Regions from separate parts of the Homo sapiens genome. Here region 2 is linked to region 1. Evidence: chromatin loops called from intact Hi-C (ENCODE). Cell type or tissue: PC-3. All regions are shown on one strand. Links, peaks and the distances in the headings refer to the core of each region. The heading gives the core; the rest is flanking DNA. Region 1 has its middle 68 kb from the start of ZNF248. Region 2 has its middle 120 kb from the start of ZNF248.

What was found. Peaks named below come from ENCODE experiments on the same cell type or tissue, not always from the same donor. Only the 100,000 strongest peaks of a DNase experiment are listed, where the experiment ranks them.
Region 2: a loop joins it to region 1, with 4 times the contacts of the local background. A loop is called at or near these places in 1 of 110 quality-filtered maps.

The regions. Positions count from the first base shown.
Region 1 is chr10:37,786,821-37,792,202 of GRCh38, reverse strand. It overlaps a transcript of ZNF248 not described here. Among named protein-coding and RNA genes, the nearest start is that of ZNF248, 68 kb to the left of the region's middle. In PC-3, for the core only: no CTCF peak of the experiment used is centred there; a DNase peak (open chromatin) is centred at 2,402; H3K4me3 peaks cover 715 bases; H3K27ac peaks cover 2,316 bases.
Region 2 is chr10:37,732,653-37,738,034 of GRCh38, reverse strand. No RefSeq gene overlaps it. Among named protein-coding and RNA genes, the nearest start is that of ZNF248, 120 kb to the left of the region's middle. In PC-3, for the core only: no CTCF peak of the experiment used is centred there; DNase peaks (open chromatin) are centred at 2,844, 3,984 and 5,114; H3K27ac peaks cover 2,569 bases.

The DNA.
Region 1 (5,382 bases), core at 75-5,074:
ACTGCAGGCTGACCTGTGTCTTGGCAGGTAGTGAGGAGCTATCATGAAATTACATCTCATTCACCTCCCTATCTTGTGGGAGGCAGTTTCTCATCTGCCTCTCTGGTCCCAGGCATGAGACTTTGTACCTTGTCACCCTCCTCCATGGGTAGATCTGCAAGCTATAAAACCACTTAACTGTGGTCTAGAATTAGCTCTTCTGCAAGAGAGTATCCCAGCTACTCATGCTGCCCATCCTATGGCCCTTTTATTCTTGGTATCATCCTGTGGGAGAGGAGATAAAGGCAGCTGACACTATGGTGATCTTGCGTATGTGGTCTATGTAAGGCATAAACTGTTTCAGTCCATTTGTGCTTGCTTTGTTCTTACCAGCCAATAGCTGCAGTAGTCACTGCTGCTTAGAGACTGCTTGAGAGAGCTCTTTCAGGTTGGCTTCTGGGTTCTTTCAACATGCTCCCAACCTTTTGTTGTTAAAGGAATTAAAATGTTTATTGCATTTATAAGGTTAATTTTTATTCAAATGGCTTTCTTCTTTTTGTCTTTTGTTGCTGCTTTTAATTATTTGGAGAAGGTTATATGCTTTTCATAATGACATCCCACTGAAATCCATCTGTCTCCCACTTCCCTGTTGTGGGGTGGCTATTTCAAGTTCATCAGATAAGCCAGAAGCTAATCTCCACCTCTTCAATTGGTATATGAAAAACAGAAAAAGTCCCATACAAAAGAGTATACCTGAAAACGAATATACCTGAAAGTAATAGTGTGCTAAAACTGCCAAGGCTTTACTCACATTTTTGTATCAGTGTATTCACATCTAGCATAATAAATGACCATTAACATATTGTGGAAATAAATAACAAAGGCCGGGCACGGTGGCTCACACCTGTAATCCCAGCACTTTGGGAGGCCGAGGTAGGTGGATCACGAGGTCAGGAGATTGAAACCATCCTGGCTAACATGGTGAAACCCCGTCTCTACTAAAAATACAAAAAAATTAGCCGGTCGTGGTGGCGGGTGCCTGCAGTCTCAGCTACTTGGGAGGCTGAGGCAGGAGAATGGCGTGAACCCGGGAAGCAGGTTCAGATCGCACCACTGCACTACAGCCTGGGAGACAGAGTGAGACTCTGTCTCAAAAAAAAAAAAAAAAAAAAAAAAAAAAAGAAATAACAAAGTATAAGAGAAACAAAAACATAGACCATTTTTCAGCCCCAAGGTGGGAACTTGACTGTTGTCATGTCAGAGCTAAACTACACTTCTAGTACACTTTTTTTTTTTTTTTTAAGATAATGGGGTCTCAGTCTCTTGCCCAGGCCAGACTGCAGTTGTTCAATCATGGCTCACTGCAGCCTTGACCTTCTGGCCTCAAGCAATGTTCCTATCTCAGCCTCCCATGTAGCTGGAGCTACAGGAGTGCACACTCACACTTGGCTAACTTTTTTTATTTTTTATTTTTATTTTTTTAAAAAATTATTTATTTATTTATTTATTTATTTAGAGACGGAGCCTCGCTCTGTCGCCAGGCTGGAGTGCAGTGATGCCATCTCGGCTCACTGCAACCACTGCCTCCCAGGTTCAAGAGATTCTCCTGCCTCAGCCTCCCGAGTAGCTGAGACTACAGGCGTGCGCCACTACGCCCAGCTAATTTTGGTATTTTTAGTAGAAACGGGGTTTCACCATGTTGGCCAGGATGGTCTCGATCTCTTGACCTCGTGATCTGCCCGTCTCAGCCTCCTAAAGTGCTTGATTACAGGCGTGAGCCACTGTGCCCGGCCTAACTTTTTATTTTGTAGAGACAGCGTCTCCCTATGTTGCACAGGCTGGTCTTGAACTCCCAGGCTCAAGCGATTTTCCAGCCTCAGCCTCCCAAAATGCTGGATTACAGGCATGAGCCACCATTCCCAGCCCTAGTTACTTTTTTTTTTTTTTTTTTTTGACACAGAGTCTTGCTCTGTCACCCAGGCTGGAGTGCAGTGGCGCGATCTCGGCTCACTGCAAGCTCCGCCTCCCGGGTTCACGCCATTCTCCTGCCTCAGCCTGCCGAGTAGTTGGGACTGCAGGCACCTGCCACCGCGCCTGTCTCATTTTTTTTTTTTTTTTGTATTTTCAGTAGAGACGGGGTTTCACTGTGTTAGCCAGGATGGTCTTGATCTCCTGACCTTGTGATCCGCCCACCTCAGCCTCCCAAAGTGTTGGGATTACAGGCATGAGCCATGGCGCCCGGCCCCAGGCAGGTTTTAAGTACAATTGAAAGAAAAGATAAAGCTTGTGGTTCATTCATCCACTTCCTACTAGAGTGGAAGTAGTGTCCTAAAACTTCAGGTGTTCTTAGTAAACTAAGCTGGAGGAATTTTTCCCTTGTTCTAGTCCAGAGCAAATATTTGTTTATTGAGAAATATATAACTCCTTCCCCTATCTGTGTTAGTCACCTGTAAAGAGATGAATACAGGCTAGTATCCTGTTCCTCTAGGCTTCTCAGTCAACACAGCTGATGTTATAGAGTTCATATTTTCTGAGAAGAAACTTTTTTACAATAAAGGTACCAGAGAGAGGCTGAATGCCATCAGCTGTGTGTACTTGGGTACATTTTTGGATGAGTAAGCTAATAAATTATCTGTTGTTCTATAATTATGTTTTACCTTGCCTGAGAGAAAAAGATCTTCATTGCCCTGTCCCTTGAAAGCACTGAGAAGGGGTTATCAAAAAAGACACTTCTGAAAATGGCTTATCTTTCTAGATTACCATAAAACACCATTTTAGTTGATACTGATATTCAGCAGACACCTTTTGAGCTCTTCCTGAAATGTTTGCCCTCTCCACCTAACAATAAGTTTATGGAGTCTGAAAAATTACTCTGTAGAGGGCATTTTTGCTCAAAGCAGTCTCCATTGGCTTTTTAGCAGTTTTTTTTTTTGAGATATAATTTATGTAACTTAACATTCATCCACTGTGTACAATTCAGTGATATATATTAAATTTTAAGAGTTGTGCAAACATCGCCACAATCCAATTTTACATTTATATCACCCAAAAACATTCCTTCACGCCAATATGCTGTCAGTCCCCACTCTAACTCCCAGCCAATCACTGATCTGCCCTGTGTCTATAAAATTGTCTTTCAGCCTGGCCAACATGATGAAACCCCATCTCTAACAAAAATGTAAACTTTAGCCGGGGATGGAGGCATGTGCCTGTAGTCCCAGCTGCTTAGGAGGCTGAGGTGGGAGAATCGCTTGAACCCAGGAAGCAGAGGTTGCAGTGAGCCAACGTTGTGCCACTGCACTCCAGCCTGGGAGACAAAGTGAGACCCTGTCTCAAAAAAAAAAAAAGTCTTTCTAGACATTCATATAAATATTTAGTCTTGTATGTCTAACTCCTTTTATTTAACAAAATGATTGTTTTAGTTTCATCCATATTGTAGGGGTTCCAGTTTCTCCATATCCTCAACATCATTTGTTATTGTCTGTTTTTATAATAACTATTCTAGTAATTATGTAGTGGTATCTTATTGTATGTTTAATTTGTACTTCTCTAGTGACTAATGATGTTTGCTTTGTTTGCATTTGTGTATTTTCTTTATTTTTTGAGACAGAGTCTCGTTCCATCACCCAGGCTGGAGTGCAGTGGTGGCTTCATGGCTCACTGCAACCTCCACCTCCCAGGCTTAAGTGATTCTCCTGCCTCAGTCTCCTGAGTAGCTAGGATTACAGGCACATGCCACCAAGCCTGGGTAATTTTTGTATTCTTGGTAGAGATGGGGTTTCACCATGTTGACCAGGTTAGTCTTGAACTCCTGACCTCAGGTGATCCACCTGCCTCAGCCTCCCAAAGTGCTGGGATTACAGGTGTGAGCCACCGTGTCTGGCCCTTGCATTTGTATATTTTCTTTGATAAATGTCTCATTCAAGTCTTTTGCATGTTTTCTTTTTTTTTTTTTTTTTTTAAGATGGAGTCTCACTGTTGCCCAGGATAGGGTGCAGCGGCACGATCTTGGCTCACTGCAACCTCCACCTCCTGGGTTCAAGCGATTCTCCTGCCTCAGCCTCCTGAGTAGCTGGGACTATAGGCACCCACCACTACACCTGGCTAATTTTTTATTAGTAGAGATGGGGTTTTACCATGTTGGCCAGGCTGGTCTTGAACTCCTGACCTCAGGTGATCTGCCCGCCTCAGCCTCCCAAAGTGCTGGGATTACAGACTTGAGCCACCATGCCTGGCCAAGTTGTAAGTCTTTATATATTCAAATTATGAGACTTATCAGAAATATTACTTGCAAATATTTTCTACTAATATATGGCTTATCTTTTCATTGTCTCAATGTTATCTTTTGAATCACAATAGCTGTCACTTTTAATGAAATCTAGTTTACTTTTTTTATATGAATTGTGCTTTGTTGTCTAAGAACTCTTTGTCTAACCAGTGGTCACAAAGATTTTTCTTCTATATTTTCTTCTATAAATTTTATACTTTTAGCTCTTATATCTGAGTCTTTGATTCATTCTGCTTTAATTTTCATATATTGTGTGAGGTAAAGGTCTAAGTTACTATTTTTTTTTTTTGGCATGGGGATATACAATTGTCCCAACATGATTTGTGGACATACAATTTGTTTTAATGCCAAATTTAATTTCCTCTTGAAGTATCTTGGCACTTTTGTCAAAAATCAGTTGACCAAAAATAAATAAATAAATAAATAAACCAAAAACCGAAAAACATACATACAAAAGCAAAACAGGAAAAAAGATCAGTTGACCAGTGACACATAGCATCCTGGGCAGTAAAAGTTTATTCCTGGACTCAATTAATTTCCATTATCTATGTGTTCGTACTTATGCCAGTGCCACACTGTCTTGATTTTGGTAACTTTATAGTATACTTTATTTATTTATTTATGTATTTTACTTATTATTATTATTTTTTTTGTTTTGAGATAGAGTCTTGCTCTGTCACCCAGGCTGGAGTGCAGTGGTGTGATCTCAGCTCACTGCAACCTCTGCCTCCCAGGTTCAGGCGATTCTCCTGCCTCAGCCTTCTGAATAGCTGGGACTACAGGCGTGTACCACCATGCCCGGCTAATTTTTTGTATTTTTAGTAGAGACAAGGTTTCACCATGTTAGTCAGGAAGGTCTGGATCTCCTGACCTTGTGATCTGCCTGGCTCAGCCTCCCAAAGTGCTGGGATTAAAGGCATGAGCCAAAGTGCCTGGCCTATAGTATACTTTAAAATCAAGTAGTATAAGTTTTACAAATTTGTTCTCTTTCAAGATTGTTTTGGTTTCTTAGACATGACACCTAAAACATGAGCTACCAAAGGAAAAAAAATGAATAATTTGGACATCAACAAAATTAAAACTTTTGTGCATTATCACAATATTCAGCCTTATTT
Region 2 (5,382 bases), core at 197-5,196, 54 kb after region 1:
AGTAGCTAGATACAGAGTGTCCATTGGTGCATTCGTAAACCCTGAGCTAGACACAGGGTGCTGATTGGTGTGTTTACAAACCTTGAGCTAGATACAGAGTGCCAATTGGTGTATTTACAATCCCTTAGCTAGACATAAAGGTTCTCCAAGTCCCCACCAGAGTAGCTAGATACAGAGTGTCGATGGGTGTATTCACAATCCCTTAGCTAGACATAAAGGATCTCCAAGTCCCCACCAGACTCAGAAGCCCAGCTGGCTTCACCCAGTGGATCCCGCACGGGGGCCACAGGTGGAGCTGCCTGCCAGTCCTGCACCATGCGCCCACACTCCTCAGCCCTTGGGTGGTCGATGGCACTGGGCACCTTGGAGCAGGGGGCAGCGCTCGTTGGGGAGGCTCGGGCTGTGCAGGAGCCCATGCAGCGGGGAGGCTCAGGCATGGCAGGCTGCAGTTTCCAAGTCCTGCCCCGTGGTGAGGCAGCTAAGGCCCAACGAGAAGTCCAGCACAGCAGCTTCTGGCCCAGGTGCTAAGCCCCTCACGCCCTGGGGCCAGCAGGGCCGGCTGGCTGCTCCAAGTGCAGAGCCTGCTGAGCCCACGCCCACCCAGAACTCGTGCTGGCCACAAACACCATGCGCAGCCCTGGTTCCCACCCGTGCCTCTCCCTCCACACCTCCCCGCAAGCTGAGGGAGCCAGCTGCAGCCTTGGCCAGCCCAGAAAGGGGCTCCCACAGTGCAGTGTCAGGCTGAAGGGCTCCTCAAGCATGGCTAGAGTGGGCGCCAAGGCCGAGGAGGCACCGAGAGTGAGCGAGGGCTGCCAGCATGCTCTCACCTCTCAGTTCCTCCTGAGGCCTATCCCTGTGGCTTGACACGGCATCTTCTCCCTGCGTCTTCACAGGATTGGCCCTGTGTATGTCTGTGTCTGAATCTCCTCTTCTTATCAGTATATCAGCCCTATGGATTAGGGACCAGCCAGATGGCGTCATTTTACACTAATTATCTTTTTAAAGACCGTATCTCCAAATACAATCATAATCTGAGGTCCCAGGAGTTAGGGCTTCAAAGTAGGATTTCCTGGGAAACACAATTCAGCTGTCAAATGATCCTTCAGTGTTGCCTTTGACATGGACTAAATGTTTGCATCCCCCCAAAATTCATGTCAAAGCCTAAACCCCTAATGTGATGGTATTTAGAGGAGGGGCCTTGGGGAGAAAATGAGGGTTAGATGAGGCTAACCTCATAAGGTGGGGCCTCATGGTGGGATCACTGCTCTAAAAGGAAGAGGAAGGGGGTAGAGCCCTGACTCATACTCTCTGTCCCTCTCTCTCCCACCTCCCTCACTGTCTCTCTTACTCTCTCCCCTTGCCACTCTCCCTCTTTTTCTGTCCCTCTCTCCCTTGAACTCTCTCCCCCCTCCCCCTCGAACTCTCTCCCCCCTCCCCCTCACTCTCCCTTCGACACTGTCTCTCTCCCCTCACAACCCCCTCTCTCTCCCTCCTCTCTCTCTCCCCCTCTGACACTCTCTCTCCCCCAACCCCCCTCTCTCTTCCTCTCCCTCTGCCATGAGAGGACACAGTGTGCCATGAGGGCACACTGAGGAGGTGCCCTCTCTAAACTGGGAAGGGGCCCTCATCAGGAACCTAATCTGCCAGTGCCTTGACCTTGGACCTCAGCCTCCAGAACTGTGAGAAATCCACATTGTTGTTGAAGTCACTCAGTCTTTGGTATTTTGTCATGGTAGCCCGAGCTGACCAAACCAGCCAAGCACCTCTTAAGTAATGATTTCCACACAGAAAATGAGCCCTTCTCAGAGCCCCAATTAGCCCTAACATGATTCACCTGAAACATTGGTGATTCCAAACCCAAATAATGAGAATCAACTGAGCTTCAGATTGTGTTTAATTGCCAAAGAACAAACAAGAAAATGAAATATTCAAAAAGAAATTAATGTTTGAATTATTTTAATAACTCATGTATATCCAATTAGCTAGATTTTTACATTTTCAAATAAATGTTTACTGCATATGCACCCAATGGAACTATATTCCTAATATTTGGGGAGTTGTATACAAGACAATTTTAAAAGATCTCTTTAACAACACCTCATTTTAGAGAATGTGTCACATAATTAAACAATATCACTGTGCTGGGGGCAGTGTGGTTTGCCAGTGTCACAATGACATGAGAACAAGTTCATCCTTATTTTTTAATTTTTAGTGTTTTTGAGAGTGAGTCTCACTCTGTTGCTCAGGTCAGAGTGCAGTGGTGCGATTTCAGCTCACTGCAACCTCCATGTCCCAGGTTCAAGTGATTTTCCTGCCTCTGCCTCCAAGTATCTGGGATTACAGGCGCGTTCCACCATGCCTGGCTAATTTTTTTTTTTTTTTTTTGAGACGGAGTCTCACTCTGTTTCCCAGGCTGGAGTGCAGTGGCGTGATCTTGGCTCACTGCAACCTCTGCCTCCTGGGTTCAAGCGATTCTCCTGCTTCACCCTCCTGAGTAGCTGGGACTACAGGTGCGAGCCACCATGCCTGGGTAATTTTTGTATTTTTAGTAGAGATGGGGTTTCACCATGCTGGCCAGGCTGGTCTTGAACTCCTGACCTCGTGATCCACCCACGTCGGCCTCATCTAGCCTAATTTTTGTATTTTTAGTAGACACAGAGCTTTGCCATGTTGGCCAGGCTGGTCTTGAACCCCTGACCTCAAGTGATCCACCTGCCTTGGCTTCCTGAAGTGCTGGGTTTACAGGTGTGAGCCACCATGCCCAGCTGAGAGCTAGCTAATTCTGAAAGCCATTTTATAAGCTTGTTTTTACCAGTGCCACCAAAGCACTGATCCCTGTCCTTGATAAGCCTTGTTAGTCACTATGACTCAACCCTAAGAAATCCACAAACAGAAGAATATCTCTTGGCTGGGTGCAGTGGCTCATGGCTGTAAGCCCCGCACTTTAGGAGGCCAAGGTGGGTGGATTGCCTGAGCTCAGGAGTTCGCAATCAACCTGGGCAACATGGTGAAACCCCATCTCTAATAAAATAATAAAAAAAAATTAGCCAGGCATGGTGGTATGCGCCTGTAGTCCCAGCTACTCAGGAGGCTGAGGCAGGAGAATCGCTTGAACCCGGGAGGTGGAGGTTGCAGTGAGCCAAGATTGTGCTACTGTACTCCAGTATGGTTGACAGAGCGAGACTCCATCTCAAAAAAAAAAAAAAAGAAATTTAGGCAGATAATGAAGGTAAGGAAGTCCTCAGTAAGGTTTTCCTTTTAATAAAAAGCAGCCCCAAAATAATTCCTTTTCTAACAAACAGCACCCTGTAAAATCACGCTATAGACACAGATAAGCTTACACAGGTGAATGCCAGCAGCTGTGCCAATAGGAAAAGGCTACCTGGTAGCCAGGCATGTTCAACACGGCCAATGAATGTTCAACACAGTGGTTCCATCTTCCCTTTTCTTTGTCAACCACAGGTACAGTAAGGAACGAACAATATGGTGCCAGTCAGGCAAAGACCTCATCTGCATAATACAAGATTGGGGTGGGATGGCCAGCTTCTTTGCATGCTATGCGAACATCACACCTGGTCCAATCAATCTCTCCAGCTCTGTGTAAGTTAGACACCACCTCCTCGAGTTCTTCTATAAAACCCTGTGCATGTCACCGTGAAACTGGAAGACACACTCGGGTGCCCCTCTCTCTCTGGAGGACAGAGAGCTATTCTCTTTTCTTTCTTTTGCCTATTAATCCTCCACTCAAACTCACTTCTTGTGTGTCCACATCCCTGATTTCCCTGGTGTGAGAGGATGAACCTCTGTTGGGTATTACCCCAGAAGAATGATGCCGCTTCAACATTCTTTCAAATTTCAATCCAACTTCATTGTTTCAAGAAAAATTGTTCAGGGATCAGCAAACTACAGCCTCCAGTCAAAATCTGGCCCACCACTTGTTTTTGTAAATGAAGTTTATTGGAGCATAGCTCCACTCATTCATTGACACATTGTTTATTGCTGCTGTCTTGGTATGACTTCAGAGTTCAGTTGTCAGAGACCACATGCTGAGCAAACCTGAAAATAGTTACTATTTCACCCTTTACGGGAGAAGTTTTCTGACCTCTGAATTTGACTGTAATTTTCCTGTATATAAAATAAAAGATTTATTTTTGTTCTAAAACAAACTATTAAATGCATCCTTAAACTATCATATATTGAAAAGGACCATACATTTTATAATAAACATACAGGGAATGAGGCAAGCTAATGTGAGTTTATAACAAGATTGCTTTACATATAATTAAATAAGAAGAACATTTGTTACAATCTAAGGTAAGAATTATAATTTTTAAAATTTACATGGGATGCTGGTAGAGTAGGATTATTTACAGAAGGACACATGAGTAGACTGAGTCTTTGTAAACATATAAAGTGCTCAAAGGCTTTAGTGGTAACTAGCGCCAGCAATGCATTATGTTCTGTTTCACTCTAAATGATAACCTTGTTTCCCAATTGACAATTAAGAGGTTGTTATTTTGCAATTAATTTAACCATAGTTGGAAAATATTACCTACTTTTGTTTTTAATTTCTAGACCTTTTCTACTTATCACAGTGTTGGGTTTGATAATAGCAATATTGTGTAATTCTTCCAGAAAAAAAATTAAAGAATGTCGTTTTCTTGCCACAAAGTCTGGATAATGAAGAATATGAAAATTACCAATGTAAATTCCTAACTAACAGTGAATTGTTGCCCACTGATAGCTGTGTATCTTATTATGGCATTTCAATGCCAAAGAGTTTCTACTTAGAATGAAACTGCAGTTCCCATATTTGCATGCAGCAGAAACATTCACAAGTGTTTTTAATCAAAAGGCAACAAAAATTGAGTAGGTAGGCACTGGTGGTTTGAATGCAATTCCAATGCATAAGAATTGCACGTATGATCCAACCAGCACAGTATCACCAGTGAGTGAAGTTTCAACTAAGAATCATGCAAGTAAACATTACTGACAGATTTATCATCTATGAATGTATTCACATTCTTATAATGAACATTTAGTGCAAGATAACTCATTTGGGTGTAGCTGTTTCCCTCTGCCCCCTCCAGAGTATGAACACATACAACCCTCAGCTTCAAACAGATAATCTAGTGAAGGAATGAAATTGTTAACTGCAAAGTAAACCAAGAGTATGGGTCATCAAGAAATTATCTTCACAAACTTTTGGAAAATGATAAAGGATGAAATAGGAAGCCACTGTCTGGATTAGTCACAGGAGACAGGAGTCCACTGTTCTGAGTAACCTCTGAAGGACTCCAGGCCCAGAACCAAATGTAAGCAAGTGATGAAAAGAGGGTGCTTTTTAACAGCTGAGCCTTGAAAGACACAAATCATCATTTA